7 separate regions of the Mus musculus genome follow, and regions 2, 3, 4, 5, 6 and 7 are each linked to region 1. The links are chromatin loops, found by intact Hi-C in ENCODE. Cell type or tissue: left cerebral cortex. All regions are shown on one strand.

Region 1 (4,000 bases):
CTGTACGACTGTTGTAGAAAATATGACAGCCTTCCCTTTTCAGGCATGGCCCGCCCACACCAGACAGCTAAGCCTCCTCCTTTTCCTCGGCGTTTTTGACAATGGCTGACTTTCACGTTTCTCCAGAAATAACCTCTCGAGTGTTCAGTATGAAAAGACGCACTGATCTGGCTGCAGGACTCCCACGCGCGCGCCTGTCTGTGCGAGGTGCGTGCCACCCGGCGTGTTGCCCGAGTCGGCACCAGGACTGGTCAGCTCGCGCTGCTTTTAATGGAATTTCTGACATTTGCGAGCTGCACAGATTTCATTCTTCCCACAGTTCCTCAGCCACGAATAAAGCTTAGTCACCACCCACGTTAAGCCCAGACTAAAGCTAACATAGCAGGACGGTAATTTGAAGTATAGACAAGTGCGAAGCGAGGTGTCAGCCAACCTACAGTCCGTCAGCTAGGGCCACGCGCCTCGCTCCTTTTAAGGGCCGGCAGGCGCAAGTCGGCCAACGGCTCAGCACTTCACCAATCACCGTGCTTCACGCCTCTGGTTCCGCCCCCGCACCCACATTAGCCAATCACTGAGGAGTTGCCTGCCCGCCCGCCCACCCGCCGGTAGGGCCACGCTTTTGGACCACGCAGGCGCCCCGCCGAGCAAAAGCAGACAGAATTTATTTTTAGCTCCCCGCTGAGCGGCACCTCTCCTTGGCTCCACCCTTCCAATCCCCAATAGAAGACGGAGTTTCCATTGCGTCATCGCGCGGCAGTCTGGGAGCCGTCCAGTCAGAGCTCGGGCAGGATTGTCGTAATTAAAAAGCGGCGGAAGTAGGTGGGAGGGTCATGACGCAGCGAGTTTCGGTCGTGACTTTTCCGGGGGCTTTGGGGCGTCTCCGCTTTTTCCCTTTAAAGTAAAACGTTTCCCCGACGCTCCCCCGCGCGTTCCGGGCTGGGAGGCGGCGGCGGGAGGCGGCGCAGACGGGGCCGCGCGCGGTCACGTGGGTGTGTTGTTGGGGGAGGGCCCGCGCGTTCGGTTCCGGGCGGTTGAGCGAGCTAGAGAAGGAGCGAGCGAGCGAGCGAGCGAGAGGCAGCCGCGCCCGCCGCCGTGCTCTGTATGCCGCGTTCTCCCGGCGCAGCCGCCGCCGATAGTCTGAGCCGGAGGAGCCGCCGCCGCCGCGGTTAATGTGGTTGGGTCGGGGCTGAGCAGGCCACCAAGATGCCTCAGTCCAAGTCCCGGAAGATCGCCATCCTGGGCTACCGGTCTGTGGGTGAGTGGCGGCCCGGGCGATGTCGGGGCTGAGCCCCAGGACGCGGACGCGCCTGCGAAGTTTGTGGCGGCGCGGCCATGTGGCGGGCGGGCGGGCGGCGCGCGTTTCATAACCTCCATTTTGAGTGGAGGCGGCGGCGCCTTCCCCTGTCCCCAGGCGCGGCGGACAGGTGGCGGGGCGGCAGGCCGAGGCGGCCGCGTCCTTCCCTCGGCGTAGGAGCCGCGGGCCACTGCCCGGGAGTCTTGCGGCCCGGAGCAGCCTAGTCGGATCCCCGCATCTGTCCCGCCTTCTCTAAGCACGGTCTGTCCCCACCCGTTTCCCCAATCCCACAAGCCCCGGGCATTTCAACAAAGGAAACCTCTCCTTGTGACCTTTCCATCTGCAAAGAAGTTAAGCCTTTTAAAGAAAACAGGGAAACTTCAAGACGTTTGGCTACCAAGTTTTCCGCCTCCAAGAAACCTAGACTGGACCCCTCACAGGCCAGCTAGGTAGCATCTGGCAGCCAGCACAGGGAAGAGGAGAAAGACGTCTCTAATGTGTCCTATTTTTCTTTTCCCCTTTGAGGAGAAACAAGGCCAGGCACTTGGAACCAGGCTGTTAAAGTAATTCAAAAGCCCGTTTGTTTTCCTAACACCACCACCAAGCGATTGACATACATTTAAAGTTGTTCCTAGTAATCACCTTTTTGCCGAATAGAGGTGGTCCTGGGTGGGGTGGGGAGGGAACGCGGTGTCCAGACAGTAGTATTCAGTCCATCGTGTGATACAGGACATTTGAACTTAACCACGCTGCAGGGTGAGGCTTTATTGTTTTTGACCGACCGGAACAGGGGACTGTCACGTTCATCTTTAGTGCTGTTTGAAAGATGTAACTGTCTCCAGAAAATGTGCGTTTGACAGGGACCACTGAGGAGTGGAGAGTCTGGCAGTAGAACACCTTCCCCACTGGATGGGCTCCTGCTAGGCGGTTCATTCTGCGTTCTCACCCTGCTTTCCACTGCTGGTGCCCGGCTCTGTGCTCTTTGACCAAGATCAGTCAGGGCCTGCTTACTTTTCACCTTCTCTCCTCAAGAACTGGAGAAACTCCTTAGGAAGGGAATGGAAGATCGGAGACAGTGTGACAGATGGGAGTGCCTAGAGTGGAAAGGTGACACGTGCATAGTGCAGTGCTGAGGTGTTCATAGTAGGAAAGAGTAGGTGACTGCTTTAACAATTGCAACCCTAGAGTTAACAGGCACAAAATTACGGTGAATCCATTCACACCAAGATAGAACTCCTGATGTAACCAGTGTTGGTTGTCTGAGTCACCATACTGTTTTCTGAATTCCCTCCAAATTTGGAGAATGAGACCATGATGTAACTTGGCTGTTGATTGAGTACCCTCTAATCAGATAACTAATTGAAGATAGTAATCTTGAATGCAAGGCATAAATAAGTCACAAGTATCAGGGTTACCTGTTTTCAATGCAAGAGAATATTCTACCAGTCTGGATTTTATTGTAATTTTTGAAATGGCAATGGGTTTAAATAAGTGTAGTGTTATGTCTCCTTTGCTAAGAACTTCTGTCAATAGAAAACCATCCTGATTTTTTTAGGCAAGGTCTTATGTAACCCGGGTAGTCCTCGACTCACTGTATAGCCTAGACTGGTTTTCCTGGGAAAGCCCCACTAGAGCCAGGATAGATGTGTCTGGCTACTCCTATCCTTCTCACAAACATTCACTCTGGGCTGCTGGTTGTAAGTGTAGTGCTAGCCCGGGGAGGAACACAGGATTGTAGACCTGTATGCAATGCCCTTGGTGTGTTGCAGCCTGTATTCTCTATACTTGTTTTCAAGTGTAATGCCTAAAGTAAGATACTACATTATTGCTAATGTTGCATTTAACTTTAGTTTGCTTTCATATGAAGGACATATTTTCTAGTTTCTGGATTCTTTGTAGAGGAGTAGTTGGTCTTTTCAGCATGTACTAGCCACTCTTCTGGGAATTGACCACTTATTAGAACTTAGAGATGTGTGTGGTGGCAGACTATAGAAATTTCACTGTTTCTAGATGTGGTGTGGTGGGGATTGGCAGCCATGTCCTTTTTTACTGTTTTCTTGCGTAAATGCTGTTTTCTGTTCTGACTAGACTGCTGGGCATTGTTACTTGATGATGCCACAGACTTTTAAGTTTGCCTTCAGCAAAAACTGAAATGTAATTTTTTTTTTCATTATTAGGCTTTCAAGTCAGTAAAATTTCCTTCTGCAGTATTTTCCTGATACTTGCAGTAGGGAAGTTTTATGGACATGTCACCTGTAATTCAGTCTGGCTTTTATGGAGGTCCTTTTTGTTAATTTTGGTGGTGGCCATATGTAGCAGTTTCCTCATGGTGCGTTGTTGTTACTACAGCTGAGTCCTTAGTGAGGACTCCTCCAGTCAAAACTGTCAAAAAAGTAAACTGTCTTGCGTCTGGTAGTCTCTCTGGAATATCTTCCAGAGTGTTGGTAATCTAGTTTGTCATTAGATCATCTTTCCAAAAGCTTATTTGTTGTGTGTATTCCTTGTATTGCTAAGAGGGACGAGATCACAGGGATGTGGAAGTTTATAAAATGAAATGGTTGTGGTTTGGTGAGTGGCAGTTCAGCAAGAGTAGATGAGTCAGCCGGGCATGGTGGTGCACACCTTTAATCCCAGCACTTGGGAGGCAGAGGCAAGTGGATTTCTGAGTTCGAGGACAGCCAGGGCTACACAGAGAAACCCTGTCTC
Region 2 (4,000 bases), 240 kb before region 1:
TGCACGGAGGGAGCAAGGTGTTTATCGCCAGCAATTTTTACAGGCTGATTTATGAATATCCTCAACCCACACCCCCATAAGCCCTCCCAACTGTTGCTGGGTCTGCAGCCTGGAGCCAGGCGAGCCTCTGCACTGGCCTTGTTCCTCATTTTCTTGGAACTCTGTAAGTCTCAGCACTCTGGCAGTTGGGAGCCAGCAGAAAGGAAGGTCCTGAATGTCACCCAGTGAAAAACAATGACATTTTCCAGCTCTGATCTATCCTGTCATCTTCCACATGGACTGCGTTTGTTCACTACATGCTCTGCTAAGAAAGGCCCCTTGCTCAAGGGTATTTGTATCTCCTGCTCCCTAAGAACACTCAGATCTTCAGTGGGCATGTTTTATGGGAGTGATCCATCCTTGGCTCCCTGTGAATAGGTATGGGGCTTAGAGTGTTTCCCCTCCGGTGTTGCTGTTTGCTGTCTCAGTTTGCTGTGGGAGCCCTGGGAATGCATCCTTCTGTACTAAGCCTTGGGGCTACAATCCATCAGAGCCTTTGCTACCACCTACCTTCCCCTTTGCTGTCTTCTTTCTTTCTCTGTTGTCTCTCCACCACTGCCCCTGTCCTCCCTTTACTTCGTCTCCTAAGAGCCAAATTTCACCAGGTGGAAAAACCTGCCTTCTGACCCAGTTCTAGGGCTTAGTGTAGTTGCGGCAGCCAACCCTGGGACACTGTGGTGTGCTCAGCAGGACTGCATCTTGGGCCAGGGTCATCTTTGAAAGAGACTTCCACACTAGTCTTTGCTGGACACCATTCGGCACTTGGCATCATGCCAGCCTCTTTCAAGTGTTCTGTCACTTAGCCAATCACAGCCTGACCTGATTCTGCTTGTTGCCCAATTCTATAATCATGGAAATGGAGGCTCGGAAGGGATGAGTCATTGCCCAAGGGACACAGCTGGTGAGGGCCGGGCTGAAGTTTGAACCCAGTGGGTTGCCTCTTAAATCTATGTTGGTCTCCCTCCCCACCCCCCACCCCCAGTGATATTTCTTCTTGCTTCTCTCTACATCCTACTTGGGGGAGATAAAGAAGGCAAAAATATCTTCTCAGGCGCTGCCAATCCCACAAGAAATGTTGTGCTTGAATGGATGTGCCTGGCATACCTGCTCTGGCTTCCTTGGGATTATAGGCCTTGGGTTGATTAGGGATAGAGGCTTTGTGGATCCAACCTCTCTCCTGCTGCCCATCACTAGCTGGGTGACTCTTGATAGGCTCCTGGTTTCTCTGAACTAAGGAAATGGCGCCATACAGAGAGGGGAGCCAGAAGCAAAGGAGAACAAATTAGGACTTCAGAAAGAAAATCATCTTTCTTGCACGACAGCTGAGTTGTTGCCTACCTAGCTGGCATGCACAAAGTTGTCCCCAGAACTGCAGAAACTGACCTGGTAGTGTGTGCCTGTCAGCTCAGCGAGTGCGAGGTGGAGGCAGGAGGATTGGAACGTCTAAGTTATTCTCAGCTACATAGTGAGTTCAAGGCCAGCCTAAGCTACATGAGACCAGGCTTCAAAAAAATATAAATAAAATATAAATAATCTTTCTTCATTTACTGGAGATACACCAAGAGTCACGTGTGTTCCAAATCTGGCAAGAGCAGAGGGCCTGTGTGTGTGTGTTGTTGTTGTTGTTGTGTTTTCTCCCATCCCTGACGATTTTCTTCCCTTGGGCATTGTCATCTTTCCGTATTGGAGCATTCTTTTGGTAGTGGAGATGATGGTAGTAACTGTCACTGGCACAAGGTAACTTCTATTTAAGCAAGCAAACAGGCCATCTCCATGGGATCCATACGGTGGAGATGTGGGCGTGGTTCTGGGTCTGTTCCCATCATGCTGGTTTCTGCCTACAAGCTTCCCTCCCTGTCCTGCCCACCCACTTTTTCCTTATGGTGCAGTCGCATGCAACTGTCTGCCTCCTGCGACTCTGCGTGAGAGCGTGCTGGTGCTGGGGGCTGAGCCATCTGCTTACTCAGGCTGTATGGACCCACGTGGGTGGTGAGTGGGGGCCACTAGACCAGTGTCCCCCGCGCATATATGAACAGTAGCACCTACAATCATGTGAGGCTGTCCCCGTCCTCTGTTAGTCTTCTCTTGCTGTGACCTTGAGCATGACCCTGGCTTGAGACTGCTCTTGCTGCCCATTGCCCTTAGGCAGTGCCATGAGAATCCCCAGTATGGCCCGTGAGCTGGGCATCCTGATTCTAGGCTGTCCGTACCCTGAGTTCTGACCTTGGGGCCGGAAGTCCTGAATTGTCCTTATTTGGCTCTGTAACTGAGGCACCGTCAGAGGGCCCCAGGGCCCTGGCTATACGTGGTCTTCAGGATGCCTGGTACTCCTCAGACTCTGACTGTTAGTCCGTGTTCCTTGGTAGCTAGATTCCCATTGCCTGGCTTTTTGGCAGGGTTGTTACGTAGCTCTTGTCTCTAGGCACCGAGAATCTGTCTCCACGTGCTTATGACACAGCAGAAGGGTTGCCCAGAGATGCTCAGGGAGCCTTCAGCAAAGAGACACATGCAGCCATGATGGGGTCAGAGACCTTGATAAATTCATTTCCTCAAGCCCTAAAATATAATGTGTTTCGAGGGATTGGAGGGTCATATGTGTATATGTACAAATATTTGTATTCACATGCGCATGTGTGCACATGTGTATTTATGCATGTATTTGTAGGGAGGCCATATAAAAAGATATACATGCATGCTATAGTATGACTCAGACTCTAAATACAAAATTTAAATACTTGACGGTTTTAAGCCCAGTTAAGGGTCAGCTTTGCTCTCTGTTAGATAGGAGCTAACAGGGACAGTGACATTGGCCATGCAGAACAAGAGTGGGTTAGGGTTTGTCTTTGAGTTCTTGGCTAGTCATCCAAGGGTCTCTTGCGGAGGTGGGGGTGGGGAAGCCTAGCATGGAGGTCCCAGCTTCCTCACCTACGAAGCAAGAGGCTTAGGTTCTACTGTGGACACTGGAAGGAAGCAGTGCGGTCTGATAGAAGAGCCAGAGCTGGGGTGAGAGGCCCTGGTGTGAGGCACCGTCTGCTGAGCAATGAAGAGCAGTGGACGCTAGCAGGTTAAAGTGGACCACGTCCAACAGGTGACTAAACAGAGAATGAGAGGCTTACAGGGTTAACCAAGTGTGTGGCCCAGCCACCGTGTGGCCCTGCTAGAGCCACGTTAAACAGCTGAGCTGTGCAAAGCATTCCTCTGAAGCTGTCATCTGCCGGCTCCTCCTGAAGCCTGCTGAACTCTGATGATGTCACTTCCTTTCTCCAGGCTCCTGATACACTCACGCAGCAGTGTGCCCTCCTTACACTCACCCAGCAGTGTGCCTGCCCTCCTTACACTCACCCAGCAGTGTGCCTGCCCCCCTTACACTCACCCAGCAGTGTGCCTGCCCTCCTTACACTCACCCAGCAGTGTGCCTGCCCCCCTTACACTCACCCAGCAGTGTGCCTGCCCTCCTTACACTCACCCAGCAGTGTGCCTGCCCTCCTTACACTCACCCAGCAGTGTGCCTGCCCTCCTTACACTCACCCAGCAGTGTGCCTGCCCTCCTTACACTCACCCAGCAATGTGCCTGCCCTCCTTACACTCACCCAGCAATGTGCCTGCCCCCCTTACACTCACCCAGCAATGTGCCTGCCCTCCTTACACTCACCCAGCAGTGTGCCTGCCCTCCTTACACTCACCCAGCAGTGTGCCTGCCCTCCTTACACTCACCCAGCAATGTGCCTGCCCTCCTTACACTCACCCAGCAATGTGCCTGCCCTCCTTACACTCACCCAGCAGTGTGCCTGCCCTCCTTACACTCACCCAGCAGTGTGCCTGCCCTCCTTACACTCACCCAGCAGTGTGCCTGCCCTCCTTACACTCACCCAGCAATGTGCCTGCCCTCCTTACACTCACCCAGCAGTGTGCCTGCCCTCCTTACACTCACCCAGCAGTGTGCCTGCCCTCCTTACACTCA
Region 3 (4,000 bases), 140 kb before region 1:
GACAGACAGACAGACAGCTGCATGGAGATAGAAGATAGATGATATATGGTGTTTTCATTTATTTTCCTTTGTTGTGAAGAGACATCATGACCAAGGCAGTTGTAAAATAAAGTATTTAATGGGGACTGGCTTACACACCTCCTAATTATTCCCAAACAATTCTACCAACTAAGAACCAGGCATTCAAATATATGAGCCAATGGGGGCCATTTTATTCAAACCACCACAGATTGGGGGCTGGGTGGGTGGACAGACAGATGGTGTCTTAGTATCTGTTGCTATGAAAAGACACTTTGACCAAGGAAACTCTTACCAAAAAAAAAGTGTTGAATTGGGTCTTGCTTACAGTTTCAGAAATTTAACCCATTATCATGTCAGGGAGCATGGCGGTACACAGGCAGACATGATGCTGGAGAAGTAGCTAAGACTTCTAAGTCTGGATTCACAGGCAACAGGGAGAGAGAACTCTTGGGCCTAGCTTGGGCTTCTGAAATCTCAAAGCCCACCCCCAAATGACATACTTCCTTCAGAAAGGCCATACTTTCCCGATAAGGCCACACCTCCTAATCCTTCTAGGGACTGCCATTCCATGATGAACAAGCATTCAAATATGTGAGCCTATGGGGACCATTCCTATTCAAACCACGAGAGAGTGAGAGAGCGAGAGAGAGAGAGAGAGAGAGAGAGAGAGAGAGAGAGAGAGAGAAGGAAGGAGGGAGAGGGAGGGGGAGAGAGGGAGAGAAGGAGAGGGAGGGAGGGAGAGGGAGGGAGAGAGAGAGAGGGAGAGAGGAAGAGGGAGGGAGAGAGACAGAGAGACAGAGAGAGAGAGACAGAGAGACAGAGAGAGAGAGCAGAGGAACAGGGCAGTAGGAGTTCTTTAGAATGTAGACTAGCAGTGGAGAAAGCAACCCTAAGATGGGAGAAAATGACCCTGCACCCTCATCTCTCACACTCAGACAGGATGCTCTGTGGCTGAAAGCTTGGTGGAGGAGGACATGAAAATATTCCACCAGCAAGAGGCAGCCCTGACCTTGATTTTTCAGGACAGGACAGATGGTGACATTTAGAGAAAGAGAAGCAGCTTCATCCTGGGGAGCTACCCACAGCCTGGGCTGTGTGAGGGCCTGAGGAATCTAGCCTTGGGGGCCTCAGACCCCTTCCTCTGCAGTCTCCCTCCCTGAAGCAGGGTCCACTCCCCTCCAATGGGCTTTCTAGGAAGGAGCCTCCCTGTGCCGTGGGGACGAAAACTCTTGGAAGTTAAAGAAAGGTAAAGACAACAGGGGAGCGATGGGTGTTGCTGCTAATACTGAGGGTCATTTTAGATCTTTTGTTTAGTTTTTGTGATGCTGGGGATAGAGCCAGTCCCCGAGACCCCTGAGGCCCATGGAAACATCCACAGAAGCCAGTCTTTGTCTGCCCCACCTGCGTTACCTTTCTTCTCCCTGGAAACAAGAGCCAAGCTTCTGCCTGATCTCTCCTTTCTCCTCTGCCTCCTGAGCAGCCTGGCATTCCTTGTCATGCCGCTCCCCCCCCCATGGCTGTGACACACCCCCTCCTCTGGGGGACTGTAATACACTGTCTTTCCAGAGGAAGCTCATCCCCTGACCTCACTACCCCGAGTCATTAGAAAACTACATTTTAAAACACATTTCCCACTGCCTGTAAACCTAGACATTAATTGTCCTGGCTTCTTTTTTTTTTTTTTTTTTACACTTTGAGTGCAGCGTTGTCTCAGGGAGCTCGGCAGGCCACAGTCTACATAGGACACAGATCATACACCCAGCCTTTGAGGATGGCACGCTCAGTCTCCAGGTTCCTTCTCATCTGCTGGGCTCAGTCTGGGGCCCCTGGTGGTAGGTGCACACAGAGGCAGCCTTAAAAGGTAGGCAGCCTAGGGTGGGGATGTAGATCAGTAGGTAGATAAAAAGTGTGCACAAAGACTTGGATTCCATTCCCAGCACTATATAATTATGATTGCTCATGCCTGTAATCCCAGCACTCGAGAGACAAAATAGCGAGATCAAGACTTCAAGGTATCCTTGGCTACAGAGTGAGTTTGAGCCTACAGGAGACCCTGACTCAACAAACCAACACTGACAGCCCATTCCAATCCCCTGCCTGCTACCCTGGGCCCAGGCAGTGCATGCCAGCCTGCCTCTGCCTATTGTCTAAGAGCTGCACAAATGTAGGACTCTCTCCTCACCTGTGATTGAGCTTGGCACCCATTCCCAGTCAGCTCTTCTCACGGTTCCTAGTTTGTATAGTCTCTGCTTCCTAGCACACTCAGCCTCAGCCTGCCCATGGCACTGCACGCCATGAGGACAGGAGCCAGGAACCCCCAAGAACAGGGCCGCTCCATCCTCCAGGGCTGCATTTCTGTCAGGATTTCTCTGTGACTGGGAACCGGAGCGGCACTGGGTTTGTAGCCACTTGCCGTTGCTATAGCAACCCCTGACTTACACCAGCTACACACTAAAAATAGATCATCTTGCCCCTAATATAGAAAAATGAAGGAAAATGAGAGCAGGCAGGACCCTTCCCATCCAGTTATGCGCTGATGCAGCGGCTGGGTCTCTGTATGCGCGCACCCACTCAAGAGTAGAAAGAACAGGATGGAGGGGACACACTAGAGTGTCCTCAGAACTGCTGTGGCCTGGCTCTTCCCCATGTAGAGGCCTCAGCTGTCCTTTGTTCTGAACTAAAGCATTCAATAGTAAAGCACAGTTTACCCAAGGCGGGTTGTATGTTCCAGACAGCCTCTTCATGTACCCCAGGCTAGCCCTACCCTCACATCCATCTCCTGAGTTCTAGTCTTGCTGACGGGCACCCTCCACCTGGCCTGTTCAGCTTTTCAGTCTTACTTCTTCTGTGGGTTGTGTTTTTTGGAAGGTAGGGCTGCTGTCGTTTGCAGAACAGACAGCGTGAGAGCTCCTAGCGACAGCATCTGAAGTACTGAATTGCTTGGGAACGCTGTGACACAAGTGTTCCCCAGGAGTGAGCCTGGGGAAGGAGAACCTTCAGGTACTTGAAGGACCACCCATCCTCCTGGGGAGGAAGTACTGTGGGAAGACAGACCTCACCACTCTAGGACCAGCTCCTCCCTGGGATAGCAATGGCTCTCGATGCATTCGATCACGTTGTCCGAATCATGAAAGTTCAAAAACATTTCAAAATGCTTGAAGATTGTTCTGGAAGGGGTTGTGCAGGAAAGAATTGGGACCTGTCCCTACGGAGTCCGAATTGTGGCTGTCTGCCTGTCGTATCTGAGACTTGTTGATGGCATTTCCTGTGGTGGAATGAGTCTGTGTCCCCCTGAACAGCTGTCTGCACACAGTGGGTGCACTGTAGCCTTCCTTGTTCTTGGGAGCTGTTTTGTTTGTTTGTTTGTTTGTTTGTTTGTTTTTAAGGTGATGGGAGATGTGTGTGGGGCTTCTCAGAGCCCCTGGCTCTGCCATGGGGCTGAAGTGGTAGTGGACATTTGTGAATATGTAGAGCTATGCTTGGAATGTGGTGACTTGCATGTTAAGACGAGGACCTCTGCCCATAAGCCAGGGACAGCCAGGAGGGGCTGGGGGGCTTGGATTTGGGCCTTTGTGGGAAAGCCCACTGCCAGGAACCAGTGGGGAGACACCCTCCGCTTCTCCCATCCCCCATCTCTTCCTCCTCCTCCTCCTCTTCCTCTCTCCTTTCTCTCCTTCCTCCTCCTCTTCCTTTTCCTTCCTCTCTGTATCCCCCACCTTTATCCTCTTCTCCCTCTTCTCTCCTCTCTTCTCCTCCTTTTCTTCTTCATTCTCTTTCTTCCTCTTCTTTCCCCTCCTGTCCTTCCCCCCTTCCCTCTCCCTTCTCCTCTAACTTCCTTTTTGTGACCAACAGATAAAACTTTTTTTTCATCATCTGGAGCTGCACAGCTTGAGAGAATTAAGCACATGCTCATTATGATGCCAGCTCGCCCCCCACCCCCCATCCCTCTTCCACTCTCAGAATTCATCTTCCCAAACTG
Region 4 (4,000 bases), 170 kb before region 1:
TGTTTTCCCATAAAACGCTGAAGGTTTCGTGCAGTGCAGGGGAGGAGTACACCCCAGTTTTCAAGGCTTCAGTTTGGAGTCTGCAAGTCTACAATTTACACGCCAAGGGCTTTCCCGGGACTGAGGGGGCCCTGCCCCGGCTTGCCCTGCAGAACAAACTCGGGGCAGTGGGGCAGCCTATGTGGACCAAAGGGCCACAGAGCAGGAACCAACGGGCTAAGGCTTTATAAACTGGAGTAAGTTCGCTCCTCTAGCCCCAGGGTCTAGACTCACAGCTCTGCACCAGCTCCAGCACCTTCTCCTGAAGACACCTCTCTCATCCCCTGCCTCTCAGGGTCCTGCAGGGAAGTGGAACTTGTGTGCGCTGAAAACAGATGGGCTTAGTCCAGACTTAGATGGTTACAGTCACGTGGTTCTGTGGCTGTGAGGGTAAAGAGTGGAGATGGAACCACGGGAGCCTGAGAGTCCTAGAGATTAGAAACAAAGCCCTGCCTACCTCCCTGCGTGGGAGAGTTAAGAAAGAAAGAAAGAAAGAAAGAAAGAGAGAGAGAGAGAGAGAGAGAGAGAGAGAGAGGAAGGAAGGGAAGAAGGAAGGAAGGAAGGAAGGAAGGAAGGAAGGAAGGAAGGAAGACAATGTAGACCAGCCAAAGGTGCCCAGTGGAGGATGGAACCTGAACAATGGCTGCTCAAAAGGAATGGCAGCCATAGGAACTGTACCCAAGCCGGACATTTCCCAAGGCCTGACCGCTACAGCCCCACCAGCCCCACCGAGAAGGCGGGGCATCTCTCAGCAGGATCCGTGACCCCTGGGAAATGGAAGAGCAAGGAGTAGGTGAGAGAACACACATAGTATAGAGGACATTAAGTGGCTGTGGGGCCATGTCACTGGGCCTTGGTGACAGATCCATTGGGTTCCTCCTGACACTTGAGAGACAGGAGCCTCGCCCTACAGTCCAGTAGCAGCAGCACATTGGTAATGGACACTTGTACACCTTTCCCTGACAGGAGCCCTGGCATGCTTCCTTCCATAGCATGTGTTTGGTGTGTACCTGGGTCATCACTGTGGGTCTCTGATGGTGCATTTTTGCTGTTAGCTTTCAGAGGACTCCATGGGGCCTGGGCATGGGTTCAGACACTGGAGAGACAGAGAGTGGGGATCACTAGCCTCTGTGAAGTATCGCCAGAGGAAGAACCTGTAAAGAGGAAGCTTGTGACAGGGTGACAGGAGGGCACCCTGGCACACGTCTTCCCTTGATGGAGAAGTCTTTGGGAGGAATGCGGTGCTTCTCCAAGAAACCAGCGAGCCGTGAACAGGCACAGCTAACTGGGAGCCAGGCCGCCTCTCCTCCTGCAGCCCCTGTGGAATGCTCCTAGAAGGACCCTCCAGCAGCCACAAGGGTTGCTTCCTTGCTTCGTCAAGTATTAGACCCAATGGCCCAATGCCAGTGTGCACTCAGGAAGAAGGGACAGTAAGACAAACTGAGGCAGGGCTTAAACACAGCTAGAAATTGAATGAATGAGGGGAGGAGGCTGTATGTGCCACCTGGGAAAAGGCAGGTCTGCAGGTGGGCACACGGGACATGCACACAGGAAACGTGCATGCGCTGTTCACAGGGGCTTGGACCAACAACCTGAGCGTGTCTTCAGATGCCAGGATTCAACTTAGCATGGATTTGCTCAATGCCCAACACTACAAGATTTACCCTGGCTGGCCCGTTCCCCAGGCACAGCTCCCTCCTCGGAGGCCACAGCTCACCCAGCCTTGGCCTGCCGGCCTCACTGGGCCCTGTGCTCACTGGCTACGGCTGGAGCTTTCCAGATCCCGGCAGCTGGCAGGTCTGCAGCCTTCTGAAAAACGTGACTCATCCAGCCTGTCCACAAAGAAAAGGCAAGTATGTGTGGCATCTGGGTTTCCTGAAAAGTGCAGCCATCGAATGGCACAGCTATGTGGTCTGGCACCTAATGCAGTTCTAGGAGGGCGCCCTCTGGTGGCCACCATGCACCTGTCCTGAGAAGGAACTTCTGTCCCTGCCAGCCCAGACAGGGTTGTGTGGGTGTTGGGAATGAATCATGAGACTCTCCCAGTCCCTACACAGCCTTCCTGAGGGACACTCCAGCTTCCAGTAACAGCTACTGCCAGTATGCATGACATGTTTGCCCTCACCTCAGCCCACCCTCCCATTTTTGAGGCAAGGTTGTTTTTGTAACCCTCCAACTCACTTCATAGCTGAGGATGGCCTTGAACTTCTGACCCTTCCACCTCCATCACCCGAGTACTGGACTTTGATGGTGCTGTACACGGTGCTGGGGGTTGAGGCCGGGCTTCATACATGTTAGACACTCATGAGCTGTGCCCTAGCCTCTATCAATTCCTTTTGTTAAGTAATATTCCATTCTGACAACTTCAAGCTCTCAAAAACTAATAATAATGGGGCGGAGAATGGTAGAGGAAGACCCCTGACATCCACTTCTGGTTTCCTCATGTGCACATGTGTGCACATGTACCCCCACACGAAAACACACATGGACACACACACACACTGCATGCACACTCACTGTTAAACAATCTAAAGTGTTCTTTTGTGCTCTTCACTCAATTCACAATGCTAACATCTCTCCAAGTTTGCTTAGCTCTGACATCTGTCCATCTATCTGTCTGTCTCCTGCCACCCCACCTCTGCTCGCGCAGTGCTCGTCCCAGTGACTGAGAGTAAATTACAGATTCAACATCCCCTAACTCAGAGGTTCTCCACCTCCGTAATGCTGTGACCCTTTAATACAGTCCCTCATGCTGTGGTGACCTCCAGCCATAAAATTATTTTTGTTGCTACTTCATAGATGTCATTGTGCTACTGTTATGAATCGTAATGTAAATATCTGGTATGCAGGATATCTGATCTATGACCCCAAACCAGTCAGAAGCCACAGGTTGCAAACCCTGCCTAACCCCTGCTGGCTTTGTGAAAAGAAGGTGGATCCGCCACAGTAACTATCAAGTTCAGGAAACGAATGTCAACAAAGAGTGATTAGCTCCACTTCAGGCTCTGTTTGCATTCAGCAAGTTGTCTTAATGACATCCTTTTTGGAAGCACCCCAGACATGACCCAGTCTGTGGCCCTGTCTCTTCTGTCCCTCAGCTTCACGCAGCCCCTCTGCATGCCTCATCTTCCATTACCTCAGCTCTTGCGTCCAGGGCACAGGCCAGCTATTGTGTGGCTGCCCCTTACCCTGGGTGTGCTCAGCACTTCCTCATGAGCAGATGCAGGGCTAGCTGTTGGCAGGCAAGCCATAGGCTGCTTGCTTGTGCTAGGGCCCCACAGCAGGGGCTGTTCCAGCACCTTCCTGGTGATAGGAGCCCTGATGTGACACTGAGGACTGTCTGCACAGTGAGCTTTCTCTCTGCTTTAATAAAGGGTTCGTTTCCCTTTGTGATCAGCATTCTGGGATGGGTGCTTAAAATATTGTGTAAAAAGCCTCACTCTCCCCAGCTTTCACCTGCCACTTTTAGCAGCAATCAACAAATCTTGCCTGAATCATGGCTAAAGAGTGATATTCTAATTCATCACTAATTCTGCATTAGCTGGTTGGAAAGGGAGTCTTTTTCAGAAAAAGATCTATCATCTTTCCTGTGTGCATATATGAGTATATATGCATGCATGTGTGTGTATCTGTGTGCATATGCATGTGAAAATATGTGTGTGTGCTTATATTTACGTCTGTGCATGCATGGATATATGTGTGTGTTTTATGTGTATATGTGGTACCCATGTATGTACAAATGTGTATCTGTATATGTGTATGCATGTTCATGCATGAATATATGCCTATGTGTATATATATGTACATATGTGCACATGTATGCTTGTGTATGTGGACATATGTGTTTATGAGATTTGTGTTTTAGTTACTGAGTTAGAATGTTCCATTGTCATATTCTGATGTCCACGTTGTCTGAGACTGGTCCAGCAGGAGCCCCATCAAGTGGCTCCTGGGTCTTTTG
Region 5 (4,000 bases), 90 kb after region 1:
AAGAGAATATAATCTCCACTTTCCAGGGAGGAGCCAGTCTCAGTGGCCAGGAGGTTGAGGCCAAGATGATGGATCCAGAGTGTTCTTATCTTTGATAACCTTAACTCTTATGTGATATAAGTCTTGTGCAGAAGTAGCTTCGAAAACGGTGATGCCCTGGGTCCCTGGTGCCCTTTCTGGGATCCGGCCAGCAGTAAAGCAGGGCTCCTCAACCACCTCCCTGTGCCAAGAGTGTTGTTCCTTGTGGGTTCCATGTCAGCTCAGGAGTGAACGGTCCCTCATACCTGTGTCCTAGGAGGCATGTCAGGAAAAGCAGGGACATCCCCCAACACTCCAACAGACTGAGCGCCCCCCCCTCTAAATTTTAAAAATGATTTTTATTTCCATACATTTGTCTTACTTGCATGCATGTCTGTGCATCACATGCATGCCCGGTGGGGTCAGAAGCAGGCATTAAATTTCCTGGACCTGGAGTTACAGACAGTTGAGAGCTGCAGTGTGGGTGCTGAGAAGCAAACCTGGCTCTGGACAAGCAGCCAGTGCTCTTATCTGCTGAGCCGCCTCCCCAGAGACCCCTTCTCTGTTGCTTTCCTCTAAGAGTTGCAGCTAGGTGAGCAAGGATGCGCAGGATTAGCTGTCACACCAGCCAGGTCCCTTTTCCTTTCAGAATGTCCACAAGAGCTCCAAGATGGCTCAGGGCAGTACAGAATAGAGACTGGCTCACTCTCTTGGAGACTCTAGCTATGTGGTGGAAGGCTGTGGTTGTAAGGAAGTGATCTGCTCGTCCCTAGCATGACACCCCCCCACACACACACCCCTTAGTTTCCAATCCCTGACCCTACTGTCAGATTGTACCATTTACCAGTTGAGGGGTCAAGATGATGAAGGGAGGGGCCTACGATGACTTGGAGTGGAAGAGCTAAGGGCTAAGGAAAAGGAAGTGAGCTATGTGACCTTTAGTTTCTCCCTCTCCCCCTCCCCCTCCCCCTCTCTCTCGGCTGAGCTGTCTGCAAGCAGAAAGGCAAGGACACTCCCTGGGAGGGAATTTGAGAAGTTTGGGACTGAGTAGGAACTGCCTAGGCACATCGCGGGAGGGAGGTTCCCCGAGAAGAGAGGTCAGAGTAATACTACAACCTGGATCTCAGCCATCTCCTCAAGAGGCCGTGAGCACCCGAGCACGCCCGAGGGAGTCCTGCCCCAGAGAAAAGCTGTTTTCTACTCTAGTGAAAGAGGGGGAGGGGAGAGCCCGAGGTAAAGACAGAGACAGCCCTCTGGTGCAGGCAGGCCTGGCGGCTCCTCCTCCCCGACTTCCTAGCTCCCTTAGGCCAGCCTCCAAACCTGAGCCCCAAGTGAGAGCGTCCACACGACGACTCTCCCTGGGTCCCACATTTACACCTCTATACTTATTAAGAACCTTTTCCTTATGCCTGTTCCCAGGAAGAGACCACCCATCCGATCTTCCCAGTTAATCTTCCTGATTCCCTGGTCCACTGGGTTGTAAAGGACAGGGGCCTGGTACACACCTTCCCCCCAAATCCCCCAACACAAGGGCGCTCTTGTCAGACCTCCTGTCCTGCCAGCTCCAGATCCTCTGTACAACGCAGGCAGCACAGCCCACTTGTACTAGAGCACAGGCACCGCCACGGCTGTTGGCTGAGTGGATACACAGTGGGAACGGTCCCCAGTTTGTGTCAGGCGTCCTGTCAAGAGCTGGGTACTCTGTGCAAAAATGGCCCTTTGGTGGGTGACTGGGCATAGTGCATCCCCAGTCGCTCTCGCTTTTGTCATGGGATGGTCAATTACTGGGCAGTCCCCATCTTGTCGAACCCCAGCACCAAGCCCGAATCAGATATCGTCAATCAAGGTAGTGAGGAGCTAGGACCGAGGGGCGGGGGCGGGGCCGGGGCCGGGGAAGCGTCCTCGTGTGGTTCCCTCCGGGTGACTCGCCCTTCCTCTGCCCTTCAGGTGGGTCCTCTATGAGGAGCCAAACTACCGCGGCCGCATGTACGTGTTGGAGAGAGGAGACTACCGCTGCTTCTCCGACTGGGGGGCCCACAGCGCACGCGTGCAGTCGCTCCGCCGGGTGCTCAACTTCTTCTAGTCCCAACTGCGTACGTGCGACCCACGGAGGCAATAAATATCCAGAAAGCGGAGTGCTGGCGGGCCTCGGAGTGCTTTCTAGGCCTCTCACCGGCTGGCGGGCCCCAACCCGGCAGGGGGAAGGAAGCCTGCTGGAGCAAGGAAGCCAACTAACTCCCTCCCCCGCCAAAGCCTAGCCAGAGCAGCAGCCGCCTCGGGGCCCAAGGCCACACGAGGGCGCCCGCGAGCAGGACGCAGGCAGGCTGTTTTCTCCTGCTAGGGGGCCACGCCCGAGAGGAGGGGCGAGGTGGCGGGGGTGGGGGTGGGAGGAGGATGAAAAATGGGGATGGGAAAGGGGGTGAAGGTGAAGGGCGGGGTGGGGGAGAAGAGGAAGCTTGCTTGCTGGGAAGCGGTGGGGGCGAGAAGAAGAGGGGCGGGGCAGGAGGAAAGAGGCGTGGGGGAGCTGGGGGTGGGGGAGAGGAAGGCCAGGGGAAGGGAGGGGCTGGCTAAGAGGAAGAGTCCTGGCTGATTTGGGAGGGAGAGGCCAGGTGATAGAGAAGGGCGGAGTCATGCCCCTGGAATCCGGGGAATGGAGACCTGGAAGAAGCTATCAGGGTCCTGAGGCACTAGACAACGACTGTCCCTGCAGGATATCACTCAGCCTCCGCCTTTGCGCGGCTCCCGGAGCAACTCTATAGAGCTTCCCTGTCATCAGATCTTTTCCAAGACATTCGGTCCGCCTTGGGGCTGGGCGTAAATCTGGAGAACACGTTTCCGGGAATGGAAGACCGGAGGAGACCCCTGCAGTGGGGTTTCTGATAAAGGGGTCCACATCCTCGAATGCCAACGTTGTTCCCCATTGAGAGAGGAAAGGCTCCTTGAGGGGGGTTGTCCAGATAAGATGGCGGCTCAGGTTATTTCCCTGCCCCTGCCTGTAGACCCTGGTCCTCCCTGACCAGTGTCTCCCACCTCTCCTGCCTCATTTCCTCCTCTACCTCCCTACACCGAAGGAAATGAGAAAAAGAATATCATTAAAAATCACTGCGTTCACACAGGTGATGCTGTCACCAGGGGCTAGGCAGAGGGCAAAGATGAATGACTCAGGGCCCTGGGTCACCCCAGGACAGTAGAGGATTGTTCTAGGTAGAGCTACGTTAAGCAGCCTCTGGGTAGAGAGCACAGGCGTATCCTCTGCCATATGAGTCCCCAGGGCTTGCTGACTCTACTGCATTCCACCAGAAGCCACTAAAGCTCAGAAAACTGACAGCTCCCAAGGGACCCTCCATCCCCTTGAGGCTTAGGCCAAGGACCCCTTGGGAAGGGAGTCTGTTTCGAGTCAACCCTGCGTGTTGCTCAGGAACAGGAGCAGACCCCTTTGTGGGAGAGTTGCAGCCAGCTTGCTTCCATGAGTGAGTAAGGCCTTCCTGGAGGAAGACAGGGCCCTGTCTGTCCTTCCTTCTCCTCCATAACCATCCACTCCAGCCCCTAACACATCAGAGGAGGGCAGAATCCAGCTGGCCCTGGCTAAGGGTCTCACACTCTTTTGCTTACTGTGAATAGCATTACTATGGGTGTTTATTGAGCGCTGACTTTATACCAGGCTCTTCAGTAGATATAATTCATGCAGTTTTACTTGATCTATACAGAGACACCCGTGCTTCTTATCACCCCTGGACAAATGAGATGGTTAGACTAAGACAGCTAAGTAACTTGCTTGGTATGACATAGCAAGCAGGATTCAGACCCATTGCCCCTACACTGAAACACATTTGCATATATTAGGATATTTGACTTGAGCTTGGGAGAAAACCAAAAGTCCTGTTCTTTGTGAAATAATGCAAACCTATCTGTTACACGCACCCTACATATGTGAAAGCGCAAGCCAGCTGTGGTGACTCAAGCCCCCCCCCCCCCCTAAGCA
Region 6 (4,000 bases), 61 kb after region 1:
CTGAGTTCAAATCCCAGCAACCACATGGTGGCTCACAACCACCCATAATGAGATCTGATGCCCTCTTCTGGTGTGTCTGAAGACAGCAACACTGTACTTATTTATAATAATAAATAAATCTTTGGTCCTAAATTCAATTCCCAACAGCCACATAAAGGCTCACAACCCTCTGTAGAGCTACAGTGTACTAATATACATAAAATAAATGAATAAAATACTTAAAAAGAAGAAAGAAAGAAAGAAAGAGGCCAGATATGGTGGCTCATGCCTTTAATCCCAGCACTCAGAAGGCAGAGGCAGGCAGATCTCTGGCCAGCTTACACTACAAATTCTACAGATTAAGTTTCAAGACAGTCAGAACTGTTACACAGAGAAACTGTCTCAAAAAGCAAAATAAAAATAAAAGTGTGGCTGGGCAGTGGTGGCGCATGCCTTTAATCCCAGCACTTGGGAGGCAGAAGCAGGTAGATTTCTGAGTTTGAGGCCAGCCTGGTCTACAAAGTGAGTTCCAGGACAGCCAGGGCTGTACAGAGAGACCCTGTCTCAAAAAAACAAAAAACAAACAAACAAAAAATAAATAAATAAAAGTGTGGGGTGGGGAACTGCAGGAAGGGTTAATGGGAACTTCATGTTGAATAGTGCAGTTTCAGTTTTGGTGTGGAAGCCAGTGAAAGTTGCCCAGCATATTGAGTAAAGTGTGTGCGCACACGTGTGTGTGTGTGTGTGTGTGTGTGTGTGCGTGATCTCACATGAACATGCATGCATCCCTGTTTACCTGTGTGTTTTTGTGTAAGGACCAGCAGTTAACATCAAATGTCTTCCTTCATTGTTCTTATTTTTTGAGACGGAGTCTTTCTGTGAACCTGGAGCCTCTGCCTCCCACGAGCTGCACTAAAGGCATGTGCCACCACCTCAGGCTCCTACGGTGTTCTCTGTGGCTGGGCATCAACCAGGACTTAAGGTACACTCACTCACTGATTTGCTCAACGATCCTGGGAGGAGTGGATTGTTAGCCCCACCTTACGGGTGTGGAGAACTCATCGCAGAGCTGCTTGCCTTTGGTCACACAGCAAGCCAGTGGGGGAGGGAGGATTTAAATGCAGAACTCCCGCCTCTGCCTCAATGGCTAATAATAGCTCTCAGCACCCCAGCCTGGTGCTGGTGAGGACACAGGCTTTATCCATTCAAGCCCTTCTTTTAGATCTTGCCTCTTCAGTTCTCTCTGCTGCATCTGTTTACACTTCATCTGACAAGGACTCTCAGGCTGACTTCAGAATCTGTGCCTGAAGTGCAAATTAAAGCCCAAGATGTCTAAATGTATTCCTTAGAGACACAGAAATAAGAAGGGATCCCCAAGGACCCCTGCCGCAAACGCACAGCCAGTGGTTCTTACCCTTGTGGGGATCAACCGATTGTTTCAAGGGGTGGCCTAAGACTATCAAAAAACAGATATTTGCATTATAACTTATAACTGTAGCAAAACTGTAGTTATGAAGTAGAAACAAAAAAATGTATGATTGGGGTCAACACAGCATGAGTATTAAATAAAGGCTGGCAACATTAGGACGGTTGAGAACCACTGTTTAGGCCGACCAGGCCTATTCTATATAAGGAGTTCCAGGCCACCCAGTGCTACGTGGTGAGACCCTGTCTCAAAAAGAAAGAGAGAAAGGAGGTATGGAGGAAATGAGGGACAGACAGTCTATAAGACAGACAGACTTTGGTAGCCTCCCACAATGGTGCTTAATAATTTCCTTAGGAGCTGGGTGGTGGTGGCGCACGCCTTTAATCCCAGAACTCGGGAGGCAGAGGCAGGCGGATTTCTGAATTCGAGGCCAGCCTGGTCTACGAGGTGAGTTCCAGGACAGCCAGGGCTACACAGAGAAACCCTGTCTCGAAAACAAACAAATAATAATTTCCCTAGGATGTAGTTACTGATATGACCATAAGGGGGCAGGCTTCAGCATCCGTCATTTCATAAACCCTGTCCTCCAAAATCGCGGTTCTGACTTCCCTCCCCTGACAGGTCCCTTTCTGCAGATGTCTGATCCCTGACTTGGGAGAAACACTCAAGCTCATGTCCCTACGCTAGAGTAGGGCAGAGCAGGAACTGGGGGACACATGGGTGATCATAGCTAGACACCTCTCCCAGCTAGCTCAAACAGGCTGGCCTTCTAGAGCCCGATCCTGGTGGCAGGCTTACGAGTGCCAGCCCATTTTTGTTCATTCGTTCGTGCATGCCCTCCCCGATGGCTCTGGGTGGAAATGCCCAGGTGGGGCTCTCAGGATCGCAGGGTAGATCCCCAGACCGCAGGGCCCTGGGCCCACGCTGAGCAACCTTGTGTTAGGTGCTCTTCATTCCTGTCCGACCTCAGTTAACTCAAAGAAAACACCACCTGGTTGCTACTTGCACTGCTGGGTTGCAGGCTTCTGCCCCAAGACACCTAGACCCAGGCTGCCCTCCTGACCTGAGCCTTCTAGGAGCCTCGGACTCCAGGACACAAATCTCTGCTCTTTATAAACTATCCACATTCAGGCTTTGCATTACGGCAGCAGAAACTGCACCAAGAAGCAATGTCCTAGGCAGATAATGGAAGGTTATTCAATGCTAAAAAGAAATGCACCACTTGGCCAAAAGACACTATAATCTCTTTTATGCCATTTTATTTTTCAAATCTTAATTATTACTTATGGGCAGAGGTCAGAGGGGTATCCCATCACCTGGAGCTGAAGTTGCAGGCAGTTGTGAGCTGCCTGCTGTGGGTGCTGGGAATAGTCTGTGCTCTTAACCACTGAGCCATCTCTCCAGCCCCACATGATAACCTTAAAGCTTGTTGCTTAGTGAAAGAAGCCAGTCTGGTCTGGTGTGCTGGCCCAGACCTGTAATCCCAGCACTCTGGTGGTAGAGGCAGGAGGATCAGGAGTTCTGCTTTATAGCTTGTTTGATGCCAATCTAGGATAGGTGAGATCCTGTCTCAGGGAAAAAAAGCAAAAAACAAAACCCAGTCTGAAAGGTAACTTAGCTACAGCAGCCTTCCTATCTGAATTGTAGGAAAAGCAAACTGTGAACACAGGAAAATTATGAATAGTTCCAGGGGGGCTGTCCTGTAGCAGCGACCAGGGGGAGGCAAGGAAGAGCAGAACATATTCACACAAATATTACAACAGTGGGTGCCTGTGGGGCAAAAAAAAAAAGGGGGTCCCACGTCTGCTCAGGGTTAGGGCCACTGGGTGGGGCGGACATGGGGCATTTGACTGCGTGCAACCCCACAGAACTGCCCAGCGGGCGTTGGACTGTGGGAAGCGGTGGGATCCTGCTCCAGGGGTGGGAAAGGGCATAGTCTGGGGTCCCCGCCGAACTGCCAGAGCTGGGCTCCAACTCTCGGGCACTACAGACCGCTGGGCACTGACGCCACTGTATGTCGAGGAAGAGCTGAGAACAAAGTGGGAACCCTCGGGCAGAAGTGGCCGGGGGCTTGAAGGAAAGGGGGCAGGAAGGAGAGCTCTGGCAGGTTACTGTGGGGAGGAGAGAGTCTGACTAGCTCAGGCGGCTAGCTCTGCGGGCGACTTGGTTTGGCTGCTGGCGGCCGGCGTGGCTGGAGCACAGCAAGGCTTCCTGGTGGGAGGTTAGACACTTGGATCGGTAGAGGGAAACCCGCTCCATTGCTCCAGCAGAGCCGATCCTGATGGGAAGAGGCAGTCCATGGTTTTAAGGCATTTATTGTAGAAAGGCAGCGAAAAGGAGAGAGTAGAGAAGCAGAGGGTAGCCATGGACACGTGGGGGGGGGGAGAGGGGGAGAAGGAGGGAAGAGGTGAGAGTAAGAACAAGAGATAAGAGAGAGAGGAGGGGGCAAGCAGCCCCTTTTATAGTGGGCTGGGCCATCCTAGCTGTTGCCAGGTAACTGTGGGGATGGAGTCCAGACCGAATACCAGGAACTTGGACATTGCCTCCATGACTGATGGCCACACACACCTCTCTGCAGGGGGCTACGGGAGTCTG
Region 7 (4,000 bases), 67 kb before region 1:
TCTGTAGACCAGACTGTTCTTGTACTCACAAAGATCCGCCTGCTCCTGCCTCCCCAGTGCTGGGATGAAAGGCATGCTCCACCACACCCAGCCTGCTTTTATTGTTTGGTAATTTGTGTGTATTATGTCTCTCTCTATGGATTTGAGCCGCAGAGGCCAGAAGGCCCCGAGCCTGGGGTTGCAGGCAGATAAACTCCAGGGATGTGGGTGCAGGAGAGTGCTGGGTCCTCAGCCACTGAGCCCTCTCTCCAGTCCTCACTGCAGGCTTTAACAGTATGAACTGGGACCCCTCCCACTTCAGTCTAGATATTTCAAAGCTTGCGCCTTCCAGTGTGCGCTTTAAAATCAGCTTATCTGTGTCTACGAAACAGAATTCCTGGGATTTTGACAGGAATTGAAAGAAACCCAGCGATGACCTTGGTGGCTAACTGACATTATGCTAGATCTTCCAACCCCTGAATGTGGGGCACCCCTCCCCCTTGATTACCTCTGCATCCACCTCACGAACTGTGCAGTTTTTAGATATAAACTCTTTATGTAGCTTCCTGTGTTTAATATATTACCTTTCCTTGCCGAGATGGTAAACAGCATTTTGATACCAGCTTCCACACATTTGTTTTTATTATATCAGATGCAGTGTCTTGATCCTATGATCTTGCTGATCTTCCTGATTGTAGGAGTTTTGTTTGTTTCCAATCTTTGGGATTTTATACATGAATAGCCTACAATTTGGATGGTTTCGTTTCTTTCTTCCCAAGTAGTGTTTTAATATTTTAATTTATTCTTCTTTGAGAACTTTATACATGCATACAATATGTTTTTTAAAGAATTTTTGTATTTTATGTGTTTGCCTGTATGTATATATGTATACCATCTGCACGCAGTACCTGTGAAAGCCAGAGGGGGCATCAGATCCCTGGAACTGGAGTTCCAGACAGCTGTGTGATGCCATGTGGGTGCAGCAAGTGCTCCTAACCACTGAACCACCCCCCAACATACAATGTACTTTGACCATACTCCACCCTCCCCTCCTCCTACTCCTCCCTCATCCCCCACCCACATTCTTCCCCCAACCTCAAACCCTCTTTTCCAATCTGCCTTTTATCCCTGGCTCTTGGTTGGGTAAGACAGAGCTCTGAAACTGTGCTCCTAAACTTAGAACTGTTCAGGTTTTTTTTTTTTTTTCACTACAAAGCATGACAAACTGCATTTTTTTTTATCACAAAACATCTTAACAAAACTTTTTTGGACACTTTAGATTTAGGAATTGACCCAGCAGCTAAGGCTACTAAAGAGGTTTCTACTTCCTGCTTCTGGGCTTGTAAAATTGACAAGTTCCCTCCCAGGCCGGTAGCCAGGCAGGTGCTGGCCATCGGCAGGCAGCCTCCGGGCCCTTCCCGGCAGCAGACGGCTGCCAGCCTTGCGGCCTGCCAACCGGAGTTGGTGATAGGGAAGTCTCAGATACCCAAGTCCAGGGTGACGGGCGTGCCCGGGGCCAGATTTAAATTGTGTGAACTTCTGGCAGCAAGCTGCGGCGGTGAGGAAAGAGCTAGCTGAGAACGGAGGAAGCCAGTTAAGAGATCCGCCGCGGGGGGGGGGGGGGGGGGGGAGTGGCGAGTGCACGAAAGCGCGGGCGAAGCGCGGCCCCGAAGGCGGCCTCTCCTTTTAAGGGAGCGGTTCGCCGCCGGTGCGGGGCCCCAAGAGGGAGGCGCGCACCCGCCGAGGGTGCCCATGGACCCACACCTGCGCGAGGACGCGCGTGTCCGCTGGCGCACGCGGACGGCGAAGCACTGGGGCCGCCGCTCCCCCTTCCCACGCTTGCTTGCTCGCGGGCCGTACCAAAGGCGCAGGGGGGAGCAGAGCGTGCCATCGCGGCCCACCTGCGGCTGCCCGGCCTGGGCGGGGACGCGCTCCACCCTGGCCTGCCGCGCGCTCCCGCCGCCGCCGCGCGCGCCCCCCGCCACTGCAGGCCCCTCCTCCCGATGCGAGAAGCCCGAGCGCCGCGGCCCATGCTGATCGGTGTCCTCCTCCTCCTCCCCCTCAGGCGGTGCTGGCGGCGGCCCCGGGACCCGCGGAAGCCGGCATGCTGGAGAAGCTGGAGTTCCAGGAGGAAGGTGAGTGCGCGACCCGCGCCCTGCGCTGCCGGCGGCGGGCATCGGGACTGCAGCCCACTCCGGGGAAACACCGGGCTCCCGGGATGCAGCCCGGTTCCCGGGGACGCAGTCCCGCTCTGAGGAAAGCACCCGGCCTCGGGGAAGCAGCCGGGTTCCTGGGGATGCAGCCCTGTTCTGGGGTTGCAGCCTGGTTCTGGGGATGGAGCCTGGTTCCCGGGGACACAGCCTCGCTCCGGGGATGCAGTCCGGTTCTCAGGGAAGCAGTCTGGCTCCGGGAAATGCAGCTCTGCTCCAAGGGACGCAGCCGGGTTCTGGGGGACGCAGTCCCGATCCCGGGAGCGGCCGCCCGCGCGCTCCAAGGGACGGCCCTTTTGTCCTCCGCACCCGAACTCGAGCGAGAGTCAGGTGTCATGCAGCCCTAATTGTGCATGTCACCGCGCGCCCCGAGGATACCCTGGAATCATATGGACAGCCCATGCCTTCAAATAACAAACCGGTTCCCTTATCTGTATTTGTGGAAATACCTCCAGTAGGGTGTGTCTCCCTTCCCTCCTCCCCCTCAAATGGGTAAAGTTAAATCGGCAAACCCGAAGTGGCTCACTGAACTGGTTTGAGACCAAGCGACCCCCTCACACTTGACCATTCTGTCTCCTCTCCTGCCCTATTTTTAAATAATATCTGCTTACAGGTAAATAGCCCGGATCTTATTTTGAGGCTGCTAACATTTAAACGGGGAAGTCGAAAACGAACTTTATATAGATGCATGACCATTTGAAGACGATAAAAGGCCTTATGCAGCCTCCTGTACTTCCATGATTTATTTGGAAGCTGTTCCTTTTTCCAAGAGTACTGACAAAAAAAATGAAGGGCCTGGAACAAAGAATGCGCTGTGTGGGTGCTGTCCCTTGTGCCAACTTTACTTTAATACCCCTGTTCATTGATGTTCAGGCAATTACTTAAGTAAGCATGCTCAGCCAGCTGGGGAGTGCTACCCTGATAGCATTAGGCCTGTTGTAGCTTCGCTGTAGCACTTCAGATGTGTTGGCCTAAAGATAACGCATCTATAGAAATGTCTTCCTTATTAACAAATGGTGCACTTCAGAATTTTCCTGAGCTTTGTTTGTGGTTTGTCCTGTCAAAAGATAAGTCTGTGTCTTCATTTGGATGCACCTCCTAGTCCCTCGGTGTTCCTATATTGCACAGCAGGTAGTGGCTTCGGGCTGCCCGGTTTGTGTTATGGGATGTCTAAACCTGTAGAGACTGAAGTGAGACCTCCCAGAGTGGAGCTTTATGTGGGAGAACCCAGACTCACATCCGCAGCCATCTCTTACTTGGCTGGCAGGCCCCCAGACAAGTGGCGTGAGTTCTCTGCTTTGAGGGTTCCGTGAGATCACCTGCACCGTGGCGTTCAGTGAGAACCCGTAGTCAGTGCTTTGTAAATGTGACTTTCATTAAGTGCCATTAGCCAAAATCCAGACTCTAAAAGGCTTTTATTGGTGAATCTTAACATGGGGATTCCGCTTAGTATAGATTTCGTGGCTTTTCTCTTTCCTTGAGATTCATATTATGTGCATTTCTCAAAGTTCGCTGTGTGCCCACTCTTCACCCCTGGATAGCCTGCGAACGTGCAGTGTGAGAGCAAGCATGTTAAAAATAAAAAATGTTGAAAAGGAGCGCCCCCTTTCACCCAACTATTTTTATCTGTGTTACTGGCATTACTTTTAAGCTGAACCTCACAAATAACCCTGTCAAATGTTTCTAGAGTTCTAAGAAGGCAGAATATTAAACATTTACTGTGAAGCTGAACTGGAAGAGGGAGTGGTGCTGGCGGAATCATCCAGAACAGCGCTTTGTTCCCCTGGAACTTTAAGTTGTTCATTCATCTG

Evidence for each region. Hi-C counts contacts between places; a loop is a spot of excess contacts. Peaks named below come from ENCODE experiments on the same cell type or tissue, not always from the same donor. Only the 100,000 strongest peaks of a DNase experiment are listed, where the experiment ranks them.
Region 2: it touches region 1 in a loop (15-fold over the local background); 2 of 42 quality-filtered maps call a loop at or near these places.
Region 3: it touches region 1 in a loop (2.3-fold over the local background); 2 of 42 quality-filtered maps call a loop at or near these places.
Region 4: a loop joins it to region 1, with 3 times the contacts of the local background. A loop is called at or near these places in 2 of 42 quality-filtered maps.
Region 5: a loop joins it to region 1, with 8 times the contacts of the local background. A loop is called at or near these places in 3 of 42 quality-filtered maps.
Region 6: a loop joins it to region 1, with 5 times the contacts of the local background. A loop is called at or near these places in 3 of 42 quality-filtered maps.
Region 7: a loop joins it to region 1, with 8 times the contacts of the local background. A loop is called at or near these places in 9 of 42 quality-filtered maps.

What each region holds. Positions count from the first base shown.
Region 1 is chr5:24,839,440-24,843,439 of GRCm38, reverse strand. Rheb (Ras homolog enriched in brain) reads left to right here and starts at 1,079. Exons shown (of 8, transcript NM_053075.3): 1 at 1,079-1,255. The coding sequence starts at 1,204. In left cerebral cortex, no CTCF peak of the experiment used is centred here; DNase peaks (open chromatin) are centred at 576, 1,351 and 2,323; H3K4me3 peaks cover 3,448 bases; H3K27ac peaks cover 2,120 bases.
Region 2 is chr5:25,083,266-25,087,265 of GRCm38, reverse strand. The region is part of intron 1 of Prkag2 (protein kinase, AMP-activated, gamma 2 non-catalytic subunit); the gene reads left to right. Among named protein-coding and RNA genes, the nearest start is that of Gm42232, 15 kb to the left of the region's middle. In left cerebral cortex, no CTCF peak of the experiment used is centred here; DNase peaks (open chromatin) are centred at 10, 878 and 1,881; H3K27ac peaks cover 3,135 bases.
Region 3 is chr5:24,984,240-24,988,239 of GRCm38, reverse strand. The region is part of intron 3 of Prkag2 (protein kinase, AMP-activated, gamma 2 non-catalytic subunit); the gene reads left to right. 1500035N22Rik (RIKEN cDNA 1500035N22 gene) reads right to left here and starts at 2,398. Exons shown (of 2, transcript NR_166410.1): 1 at 2,204-2,398. In left cerebral cortex, a CTCF peak has its summit at 1,835; DNase peaks (open chromatin) are centred at 1,430, 1,933, 2,416, 2,853 and 2 more places; H3K4me3 peaks cover 1,240 bases; H3K27ac peaks cover 3,283 bases.
Region 4 is chr5:25,004,957-25,008,956 of GRCm38, reverse strand. All of the region lies in intron 3 of Prkag2 (protein kinase, AMP-activated, gamma 2 non-catalytic subunit), which reads left to right. Among named protein-coding and RNA genes, the nearest start is that of 1500035N22Rik, 21 kb to the right of the region's middle. In left cerebral cortex, a CTCF peak has its summit at 1,984 (motif pointing left); DNase peaks (open chromatin) are centred at 65, 384 and 1,969.
Region 5 is chr5:24,749,155-24,753,154 of GRCm38, reverse strand. Crygn (crystallin, gamma N) reads left to right here. Exons shown (of 4, transcript NM_153076.3): 4 at 1,966-2,153. The coding sequence ends at 2,101. Among named protein-coding and RNA genes, the nearest start is that of Gm33591, 5.9 kb to the left of the region's middle. In left cerebral cortex, a CTCF peak has its summit at 2,311 (motif pointing right); DNase peaks (open chromatin) are centred at 1,265, 1,690, 2,229 and 2,688; H3K4me3 peaks cover 1,819 bases; H3K27ac peaks cover 2,251 bases.
Region 6 is chr5:24,778,350-24,782,349 of GRCm38, reverse strand. The region is part of intron 1 of Gm33591 (a long non-coding RNA gene); the gene reads right to left. Among named protein-coding and RNA genes, the nearest start is that of Crygn, 23 kb to the right of the region's middle. In left cerebral cortex, a CTCF peak has its summit at 1,946 (motif pointing right); DNase peaks (open chromatin) are centred at 1,125 and 1,975.
Region 7 is chr5:24,906,437-24,910,436 of GRCm38, reverse strand. It overlaps Prkag2 (protein kinase, AMP-activated, gamma 2 non-catalytic subunit), which reads left to right. Exons shown (of 16, transcript NM_145401.2): 5 at 2,045-2,114. Prkag2os1 (protein kinase, AMP-activated, gamma 2 non-catalytic subunit, opposite strand 1) reads right to left here. Exons shown (of 7, transcript NR_040684.1): 6 at 3,909-3,997; 7 at 3,588-3,731. Among named protein-coding and RNA genes, the nearest start is that of Prkag2os1, 5.9 kb to the right of the region's middle. In left cerebral cortex, CTCF peaks have their summits at 878 and 2,131; DNase peaks (open chromatin) are centred at 1,810, 2,409, 3,164, 3,809 and 1 more place; H3K4me3 peaks cover 2,730 bases; H3K27ac peaks cover 2,036 bases.